2 separate regions of the Mus musculus genome follow, and region 1 is linked to region 2. The links are chromatin loops, found by intact Hi-C in ENCODE. Cell type or tissue: left cerebral cortex. All regions are shown on one strand. Each heading gives the region's core, and the rest is flanking DNA. Links, peaks and the distances in the headings are about the cores only. Region 1 has its middle 30 kb from the start of Fam102a. Region 2 overlaps Fam102a (family with sequence similarity 102, member A).

Evidence for each region. Hi-C counts contacts between places; a loop is a spot of excess contacts. Peaks named below come from ENCODE experiments on the same cell type or tissue, not always from the same donor. Only the 100,000 strongest peaks of a DNase experiment are listed, where the experiment ranks them.
Region 1: a loop joins it to region 2, with 2.3 times the contacts of the local background. A loop is called at or near these places in 17 of 42 quality-filtered maps.

Annotation. Positions count from the first base shown.
Region 1 is chr2:32,502,885-32,508,261 of GRCm38, forward strand. No RefSeq gene overlaps it. Among named protein-coding and RNA genes, the nearest start is that of Fam102a, 30 kb to the right of the region's middle. In left cerebral cortex, for the core only: CTCF peaks have their summits at 1,404 (motif pointing right) and 2,832 (motif pointing right); no DNase peak of the experiment used is centred there.
Region 2 is chr2:32,547,012-32,552,388 of GRCm38, forward strand. The region is part of intron 1 of Fam102a (family with sequence similarity 102, member A); the gene reads left to right. Among named protein-coding and RNA genes, the nearest start is that of Fam102a, 14 kb to the left of the region's middle. In left cerebral cortex, for the core only: no CTCF peak of the experiment used is centred there; DNase peaks (open chromatin) are centred at 1,143 and 2,920; H3K27ac peaks cover 746 bases.

The DNA of each region.
Region 1 (5,377 bases), core at 248-5,247, 44 kb before region 2:
TTCTTTTTGGGGGTGTGCCTGGCATAGAACCCAGAGTGTGAGTCACCCAGGTCAAGCATAGGCTTTATTATTGGACCACTTCGCTGCCCTCGGCTCTTAACAAACTTACTAGTTTGCAATAGCATTAGGTTTACAGAAGTATTGTTTGGCTGGTTACAGAGTTTGCGCGGTTTTCTGTCTAGTGTTCCTCGTGTCAATCTCCTTAATCAACTGTGGTCTGTTTGTCCAGAAACACTGGTTTTGGTTATGACTGCTGGCCAAGCCCAGCCTTGATGCAGACTTCACCCACTGGTACGCTCAGGCCCTGCCCCGGGATCCGAGTGCGTGAAGTGACTGTGTTGCTGCTTCTCGACTCCTTCTAGCCACAGGTTTTCAGACTTGAGTTTCGAGGCTTGCCAGCCAGGTGTTTTGTAGATATCTGTCCGTCTGTCTGTCTGTCGGCCTGTCTGTTTATCTATCTTATATATTTTTCTCCTGATTGCCTTGGAAGCTTTCTCATTCCATTCGATCAAAGGCACAGGATCACCACATGGCACGCAGAATAAACCAGGGCTGTTTAAGGTGTGTTGCTGGCTGTTTCTCCTCACACAATAGAGTCCTCTCCCTCCTCCGCCTTCCCCCTTTCCTTCCCTCCTTCCCTTTCTTCTCTCTCTGAGTCTCTACTTCTTGTTTCATGGTGTGGGAAGTGGGGCAGGGCCTCACTATGTAGCCCAAGCTGGCCTTCCTCCTGCCTGGGTCTTCCTGGTGCTGGATTCTTTGGCCCACCATGCCCAGCTTAGAAATTTTGATGTTTTTTTAGCTCTGGGGAGCAAACTTGGGCTCTCTCCCTCTGAACTTCATTCGGTCCAGTCAGCTCCTCACACTTTAGAAGTGAGTCACTGAGTCAAACGCCCATTCAAGGGGCAGTGGCTTGAGCTACTTCCTGCAGAAAGAACCATAAATTATTTGAATTCTCCTCAGAAGACAGAAGGCCCTTTCTTCCAGTCTGCTTGTTTTCTCAGCCATTGACTTCTGCGGTGTGGATGCAGCACACATTCTTATTTCATTTAGACTCTGTTGTTTCCCTGAGCTGGGGCTGGAAACCAGGGCCTCTCAAGATGGGCAGCTCTGTACCTGCAAGCTTTCCCAGCTCTGAATTTTACCCTGAAAATCTTAATCCATAGCTATTTCTTCTGATGCTCCAATGGTTTTGTTTTTGGATTTGAGAGCCCCTTCAGGTGGCTCCTGGTTCCTTGGACATGGGGCAGTCCCTTCCTTTTGTTTTTTTATCTTTTTTTTTTTTTGTGCCACCACGCCCAGCGACAGGTAGCTTGCTTGCTTTCTTTCTTTCTTTCTTTCTTTCTTTCTTTTTAAAGATTTATTTATTTATTATATGTAAGTACACTGTAGCTGTCTTCAGATACTCCAGAAGAGGGCGTTAGATCTTGTTTTTTTTTTTTTTTTTTTTTTTTTTTTAAAGATTTATTTATTTATTATATGTAAGTACACTGTAGCTGTCTTCAGACACTCCAGAAGAGGGAGTCAGATCTTGTTACGGATGGTTGTGAGCCACCATGTGGTTGCTGGGATTTGAACTCCGGACCTTCGGAGGAGCAGTCGGGTGCTCTTACCCACTGAACCATCTCACCAGCCCTTGTTTTTTTTTTTATCTTAATTCTGTGCATGCACATATACCATGGTTCATAGGAGGTCAGAGGACAATGGTAGGTGTTGGTCCTTGCCTTCCTCCTTGTGTGAGTTAGGGTTTCTTGCCGTTCACCACTGCATACACAGGCTAGCTGTTCCACAAGCTTTGGGGGATTCTCCTGTCTCCTGGGGATTGACCTATGTCCCGCCATAGGAGAGCTGCCAACCTCATACACAGGTTTGTTTGTTTGTTTTTAAAGATTCATTTATTTATTATATGTAAGTACATTGTGGCTGTCTTCAGACATACCAGAAGAGGGCACTGGATTCCATTACAGATGGTTGTGAGCTACCATGTGGTTGCTGGGAATTGAACTCAGGACCTCTGGAAGAGCAGCCAGTGCTCTTAAGTGCTGAGCCATCTCTCCAGCCCCACATAGTTTCTTTTCTTTTCTTTTTTTTTTTTTTCCTATGAGGTGTGTATAGGATGTCTGGGAGTTTTCTTCAAACTTTCTTCTGGATGTATTTTGTCTGGATCAGCTGGCCAGTCAGCTGATCACAGGAACTCTCTAGAAGGACCAATCTGGCTTTGGCTTTTGCTCTCCAAGTGCTAGGTTTTACAGGAATGCCCCACTACATCATGCTTTTTAGTTTTATTGATAATGATACTTAAGGACCTTACAGAATGGTGGAACGCATAAAATAGGGTTTACTGTGCCTAGACTGGAGATCTGAGGAAAACTAACTAGGTTCTTTTACCGAGAGTTAGTCCTGGGAAGTCGCAGAAAAGTTGGATTTTTTTTTTTTTTTTCTGGAGCTGAGGACCGAACCCAGGGCCTTGGGCTTGCTAGGCAAGCGCTCTACCACTGAGCTAAATCCCCAACCCCCCCCCCATAGTTTCTTTCTTTCTTTTTTTTAAAATAAAAGTTTTTATTAAAATGTGCATTACTGGCCAGGTGGTGGTGGTGGTGCATGCCTTTAATCCCAGGACTTGGGAGGCAGAGGCAGGCAGATTTCTGAGTTCAAGGCCAGCCTGGTCTACAGAGTGAATTCCAGGACAGCCAGGGCTATACAGAGAAACACTGTCTCAGAAAAAAAAAACAAAAAACAAAAAACCAAGAACAAAAACAAAACAAAACAAAACAACAAAAATGGGTATTACCACCTATACATGTGTATGCATCACATACATGTAATACCCTCAGAGGCCAGAAGAGGGCATCCAGTCTCCTAGGACTGAAGTTATGGACAATTGTGAGCTGCCATGTGGGTGCTTGGAATCTAACACAGGTCCCTCGGGAGCAGCCAGTGCTCTTGACCGCTGAGCCATCTCTCCATCCCCCATGTACTGTTTCTTAATACAGGACAACCTTACTATACACATTGTGCCTCACTGCTACTGCTGTGGCCCCCAGGTCTTGCCTCTAGCATCTACATTCCGCAATAGGTGCTTGGGATAGGATCAAGATGGGATTTATCGCAATAGGATAAATCAGGAACCGCATCATATGGCCAGTCTTGGCCAATGGGACCTTAGTAGACATGCCATAAACACAGGCACATATATACAAATATATGTTTGTGTGTATGTGTATAGAGATAGAGATAGAGACAGAATTTGTTTTTAGGCAAGATCTTGTCTATCCTGGAAATTGCTATGTAGACCAGGTTGGCCTCCAACTCAGACCTTTGCCTTCCTCTGCCTCCCTAAGGCTGGGATTAAAGGCGTGCTCATACCCAGAGGTCTTCTGACCTCCATATTCATAGCCTGGCCCATGTTCACCCCTCACACATGCATACACACAGAGAAACACACATATACTGTCCACATACATAGAAATACATATTTTTAATCTATAATATAGACACATAAATGTATTTGTGTATGTATTTTTTAATACAGACTAGGGGCTGGGAAGATGGCTCAGTCAGTAAAGAGTTACCACACAAGCATGAGGACCTGAGTTCAAATCCCTAGAACCCAGGAAAAAGTTAGAGCCTATGATTCCAGTCTTGGAGGAGGACAAGGAGGTCAGAGGTGGCCACGTTGGCCAGTCAGCCAAGCAGAGTCCATGAGCTTCAGGTTCAATGAGAAACCCTATCTCACAAAATAATGACAACAGTAAGACCAGAAGTTCACCTCTGACCTCTACCTGTTCACATATATGTAAATGTACACACACATACAATGTAAAGATACATTGTCACAAACACCCTCCTATGTCACTTCATCCTAATCCACTTGGCTTGTTAATCTCTTTACTATTCTGTTCTGCTGGGGTTGTAACCCACACACACCAGGAAGTGTTTTTACTAGATTAGCTGAGTGACGTCACTACTGCCCATTCTCCAGTGTGAGTGAGGCACCAGAGTTCAACTGTCCCCAGATGATGGACAGTGGGTGGGTCCTGTCGTGCTGCCCTGGTGAGCAGTCATCCTCTCTGTAATTACCAGTATCTGCTATGCTAGTGTTTCTTTAGAGCAGATCACTAGAACATTCGTGGCTCACAGCGCCGTACTTTGGAAGCTCTGACACACATCGACAAATTACCTTCCCAAATAGCACCAAATAGTTTCCACTCCTACCCACTGTGAGCACGTAGGCTCGGTCCTCGACCTTTGTCTACACCCAGTGTTGCCCATCTGGAAAAGCCGTCTCTGTAGCAACACTGGCCACAGTGAGCATGTGAATTTCAATATGGTTAGGGGTGGGAGAGGTGGAGGCCAGACGTGGGAATGTCTGCTGGGCCACAGGACGCAGGGTCTCCGCCCTCCACTCCACCCGTGGGTTCCTTCCTCTTCTGGGCAGCTGCGCTCAGCACATCCTCTTGAAGGCACACTTCCCTAGGGGACCTGTCTCGTGGATTGACCCAAGTGCCTCTGGCCCTGACCCCCTTCTCGCATCTCTGAGAGCATGGGGCCATTGCCTCCTTCGAGATGGAAGCCTTCCAAGTTTCTCCAGTATCTCTGGACGAAAGTGTCATCTTGTCTGAGCTGGTTTGAGAAACTGTGGGTGGGAGGAACGTCCCAGCTCAGGGAGTGCTCACCTCCCTGAAAGTCCTTGGGGGTTCAGTCCCCCAGCACGGCAAAGAATGGATGTCACACTTGGAATCTGACCACTCAGCAGGCAGAAGTAAATACATCGGATGGTCAAGGTCATCCTTGGCTGCATAGCAAATTTAGGGGCCAGTCTTGGCTAGATGACCCCAAAGGAGAGACAGAAAGAAACTGAACAAGAAACACTACCAACCCCGGAGACTCTGTCAGTGACTCCTTCACTAAAAACATGCATTCCTTTGGCAAATATTTACCATCTTGTCCTAAGCTCAGCCCTAAGGACGTGGTGGGGGAAGCAGACACCAATCAGGTGAATGCACCTAGATGTATTTCTGGAATGGAATACTGCACCCGGTTTATCAAGAAGGTGGGGAAACCAGATGGAGGGGCGGCCATGTGGGTGGAGAGCCAGGTGGCTGCATTCCTGATAGGGACAATGGCTTGTGCAAAGGCCGCTTCGGAGAAGGGCAAGTTATACTCATTGTTTGGGGAGGGGGGTGTAAGAGAAGCTGAACACAGAGAGAGAGAGAGAGAGAGAGAGAGAGCCTAGACGTGTCAGCAGAGCTACACCATCCAGGGCTCGGCCCACAGTCACGGAGCGCTGAGAGGATTAAGTGAGGTGTGTCATACAGGCTTTCTGTGATAATAAGATGAAGATCAAGACCCCTGCAATGCTGAACAAGCACTCTAACCA
Region 2 (5,377 bases), core at 159-5,158:
TCCAACCCCTGTCTTAGGGATGAACCTTTGACTGGTGTGCCCCACTAAGTCCCAAGAGGAAACAGCCTAGGCTCAGCAGTTCTACAGGGTTTGTGTTTGCCAAATGGATAACAGGGAAAATTTGGACCTTGTTGTGAAGCTGATCCTGCCCATATTGGATGTAGGCCAGGCAGCCTTTCTGTTTGGGCAGCAGTAGGGTGGACTGTTTGGGGCTTTGGGTTGCAGAGGGCATTCTCTGTAGCAGCCATTATCGCAGGCCCATCCCATGACACTGTTGAACAAAAAAGGCCCAAGGCAAGATACACAATAGCATTTGAGTGGAGTTGAAAGCCTGTGTGGTTCAAGGAGGATGGGATTATCCTTGTGTGGGGCCTGTGTCTGGACAGGGCCACTCAGCCTGACTCCTAGTAAGTGCTCAGTGGCTTGCTTGAAGTTAGTGGCAGTGGCAATGATTGGCCCAGGAGTGGTCTTGAGTCTGCAGTCTCAGGTGTCTATGGAGGAGGTGGAGCCCTGTGAGTCAGGGCCTCATGGTGGTGTCTGACCCTGGGCCTTCTGTCCTGTGATCGGAATCTTCGGTAGCTGCTGAGCACAGCTGGACAAACAGGTCTGAGTCAGTGCCAGGCTGTGAAGAGAGGTGACTCTGGCTAAACAACTCCTGATTATCTTGTCGCCTTAAGTTCAAAGGGCCATGGGGAATCCGATGTGCAGCAGGAACACCGGGTTAGCAGGTACAGTAGTGATGATGGTCCCTGACTCTACAAACTGTAGAGAACAAGCTGCAGGCACATCTGGGAATCCCCTACTGGGAAGTGGTGCCCCTGTGAGAAGGCTTGACTTTAGGGAAATAGACTACAGAGATCTCTCATTCAGTTGTTAGATCTTCAGCACCATATTTGAAGATAGGAGACCAACTGTTAGTGTACAGACGCCCTGCCTCTACTTGGCTCTGGGAGACAAGGGCCTTGCTTGGTTCCAACTACACCTATAGACCCAGTCCTGCCCGCACAGTTAGGGAGCGCCCTTAGGATGGGCCTGGGTGAAGGTATCCCCTTGACTGGAGTCTAAGTAATTTCAGGAACCAGGCCCCAGGGACAGGAATCTCTCCTTCCTCTCACTCCTTCCTCTTTGGGTGAATCAAATACCACCCGGGCTTGAGTCACTGGTCACACATTCCTGGCCACCTGCCACACCTCTGAACATGACAGCTGAGTTTCAGGACTGGGGAAATGGCCAGATCCAAGGTCCAGAGCAAGGAAGAGGGCTGGGTCAGTACTTTTTGCAGGCTTCCAGGACCACCTGCCTCTGAGGCCCCTCTCTGCAGGTACTAGTGCATGGCTAGGCCATGTCCACAGTTCCACAGAGGTGCCTATCGTGTTTAGTTTGGGCACTAGCAATTCCATGAGAAAGAAAGTGACTGAGACCCAAAGGGCGCTAGAGTTCATGGGTGGCAGAGGCTTGCTTGGACCCATCTTTGCCTCCCCGTGCCACTCAAGTGAGTCTGCTGGGTTTAGGAAGGGGAAGTCCCCTGAGCAGATCCGACTCAACACCTCAGCATTATAATAGTCTAGGTCTTAGGAATTGACATTGGTACCACATCCCAGTGTAACATCTGTTGTGCCTTCTTCCTTTGAATTCCTAGGGCCTCTGTTTTCCAGCCCTAACATGGAAAAATGTAGTGTTGGGCATGGGTTCAGATCACTGACCTTGGACAGGTAAATTCTTGTGCCTTGTGTTCCTAGCCTGTGACATGGGAGTGATGGGCTATGGATTCTGTGACCATCTCTCCCTTGGCATGAAGCAGGTGTGATACCATCTCTTCCCTTGTGTGGAATACTCATGGAAAAGGATGAGATCACAGGGCCTAGGGTTCTGGCAGGACAGAGAGCCATGCTGTCATTGAGACCTGAGAATGGTTCTCCTATGTCGGCAGATTTCCCAGGGATGCTGGGAATGCAAAATTATGTCTAGGGGTACAGACTACCCCTCAACCCCTGGACTCCCTTAAGTCCCTGGACTCCCTTGAGAATCAGTGTCCTGATCTGTGAAGTATAAGTATGAAGCGAGTGTATGAAGAGCACTTGGCACTTAGGAGGACATCCAGGAGACAGAAGCCACGAGACACTTTTGTACATGGGGCTGGACCTGCATTTGGTTCAAAGCCAGCAACTTACTATAGATCCCTTCACTTTAGAGCAAGATCCAGGAACTAGGCCTGAGGGTGCGGCCCAGTGGTAGAGCGTTTGCCTAGTATACACACACGGCTCTGGGTTTCAACCGTAGCATCAACAAAAAAGAAAAAAGCTAGTGATTCCTGGCACATTTCAGACTCCGGTTTACAGGCATCTGCCTGGGTAGTAACATGAGCTGTCTGTATATCCTGGCCACGAAGCAGAAGGACAGCTACGTGCCAGTGACTGCAAACAAAGAATGCCAACACCTACCTGTCTTGGGTTTCTTGAAGGTCAGTCTCCAGATTACATGACTGAAGGGCACCAGGATTCAAACCCAGGTGGGTCTTAACCTGATGCTCCTAAGCCAGCCAGCTTGAGTGCCCGTCGATCATCTCACCCCTTCTCCGTGGTGCACTTCCTAAAGCTGCATTTGCTCACATTGTGCTTGATGGCGTCACTTGCCAACGTCAGCTTGTACTCCCAGCTTTTCTGTCTACCCCTGAGCCATTTTTAGGGTTCTTGATAACAGAGGAGCAAAGAAGGCAGCATGGGGCCGAAGGAGCGCCTCAAAACTCTCCAGTGTTGGGCACCAAGTGGCTTGGCTTCTAGGAACTTCTTGCTGCCTCACCACAGAGGAGGGATGTGCCAGAACTGTAGGGAACTGCTTCCCCTGCACGTGGCCCTCAACTTCTGGCAGGAGTCAAACACTGTTGGGCTGCCACGTTGGCCCTCCTGGCCTGCAGCCCCTGGATGGATGCCTTGGCTGGTCCCTGGGGTGGGCCCCTCCCCAGGCAGCTGTGCAGTTCTCTCCGGGAAAGCACTGGCAGATGTTGTCGATTTAAATTGTTTCCTTATTTTATTCTCAGTCGGGGCTGCCTCTCATCAGCCTAGACTCTAGATTGCATCACTAGGACCGCTTGTACAAGGAACCAGGGAAAGCCTGGGGTTCAGGCTGTGCTGGGCAAAGCCAGAGAGGGGCAGGTGGACAGCAGGAATGGGCACCAAGTGATGGAACTTGTGGTGGTGCCTGTAGGCTGCATCTGAGGACTAAGTCTCGCAGGATATGGAGCACAGCTAGGACTGGGAGGTTCCTGGGGTCCTCCTATAAATGTCTACCTCCTTGTACCAGAGTTAGCTGAAAGATGGATGAAGAATGGCTTCCCAGGCCTCTGACCGAGCATCTCAACTGGAGCTGATTTGGTTAAGTCCCACAACAGCTTGTCACATCTGGAGTTAGGCTACTCTACGGGATGCAGCTAAATGTGCCACAGTGCACAGGACAACTCTCACAAAGAAAATCCCTGTCCTGCAGAGCCCATGGTCCTGGCAGACCTGCTGGCAATCTTATTGGTAGCAGGATAGTAGACATTGTGTGCTCACTTGTGTCTGGAAATGCCTGTCCTACTGGGCCTCACCTTTTTTTTTGCTCAGAAGATTTGAGTGCCGAACTCTGCCAGTCTAATGCCCCCTATTGAGTATGCCAATGATGTACTGATAGACATTTATATTTACTCTGTGTGTGTGTGTGTGTGTGTGTGTGTGTGTGTGTTTGCATCATGTGTATTGGAGGGCTAGAACTCAGGTTGCTAGGTTTGTATATATCAAGTGCCTTTTCATGGCAAGCCTTTTTTTTTTAACCTCTAGTGAGAAGGTGAAGTGTTTTAGGTGGCCCTAAGGTCACCCTGGAGCCTTATCACAGGGACTGTCATGCTATTCCCTGAGGCTCACTTTTCCTTGTTTTCTGCTCCTGTAGTGACTGCCAGTTCTGCTTGCACCTTAACATCAACTCTAGGGAGAGTCCCCCTGGGCTTCATGGTTCCTAGCAACTTATGGCTGGGAGGGAGCTCCCATGGCAGCTTGTCACCTCTGTGGTGGAGACCTAGGGCCGCCAAGACTCTAGGACCCTGTTGCACCTTGTAAGCAGTGCTGCTGCTAGGTCCCGACATCGCTGCAGTGAGTTCATTCCTGGGGACCAGGAAGCCTGCCTGCCTGGATGACTCCTGATGGGAACATTGCATTTCTCTCAGAGAAACTCTTGGAAGTGGCTCCCTTCAGCCTGAACCGCAACCCTCCCCACCCTCTGGGGCCTCTTTAATCTTGTTTATTGTAAACCAGAGAGGCAGTAGACTGGCCTTTCCTTCTTCTGAGGTATCTGTTTACCTTCTTCATTTATCGGGAAACTGAAATGACATAGTGAACTAGGGTGTCTCGTGGTAGGCTGCTGCAGGGAGACCTGGTGTTCTGTGACTTTGCTCCACCCTCCTGGACCTTGGTTTCTTCATCTGCAGGGAGGAACAGGGATGGTATCTATACAGGCCCCAGGACAGAGGAGAGTTCTTTTGGTCCTGTGTTTGAACCATGGATCCCATAGAATAAGATCAAGGTGTGGGTGATACTTTAATGCATTAGAAGGGCCAGAGAAGAGAGTAGCGATCTCGCTCTGCCATCTCTGTCCTAGGCTTTTAGGGGAGAGAGGCCATGGTAACAGATGTGGTCCCCATTAGCATGTGGCTCTGCAGGCACTAAGTTGATGGTCTTCTCTACATCCCATTTGAGCTGAGCAGTGAGAAAGGAGTCACCACGATAGCCCCATGCAATGGGCATGCCTTTCAGGCTTTCCTTGTGTTGTTCCTATTGCTGGAGGCTTTCTTTCATCTTTATCTAGCTGACCTCAGGTTTGAAACCCTGGCTGTGGCATCAGTGTCCCTAGATGTCTATCCGACTCTGTAGAGTGCTCATGTAGCCCTTCTTCAGAGATACTGGCAGTTTCCCAGTCTGCTCCAGGACACTGCAGGAGGCTCATTCCACGCCTGTAGACTGAGCTGGTGCCTGCAGCCATTCTCCATGGATACCTCGCAGAAGTCTGCTTGACAGTTGGATATAGGTCCAAGGGCCTTGCTAAACCAGTCTTCATGGCTGCATGGAGTAGGCAGAGCCAGTCAGGGAGACATATTAAGAGGTTCCTGTCAGATCCGGAAAAGATCCAGAAAATCCGGAGCATCTGAGACCACTGTTTTGTGGGGCATTTACTCTATTTTAGGACAGTTCAAAAATAACTGCATGCTGGCCACAGAGACCACAGTGGGTAAAGGGCTTGCCCTGTTTCGCTGGGATTTGCACATCTAATTGTATGTCTTAAAGCTAAAAAAGCAAAACCTGTCTCTTTAATTACCTGTCCCTGGCAGTGGCAGCAGGGATGCACACCC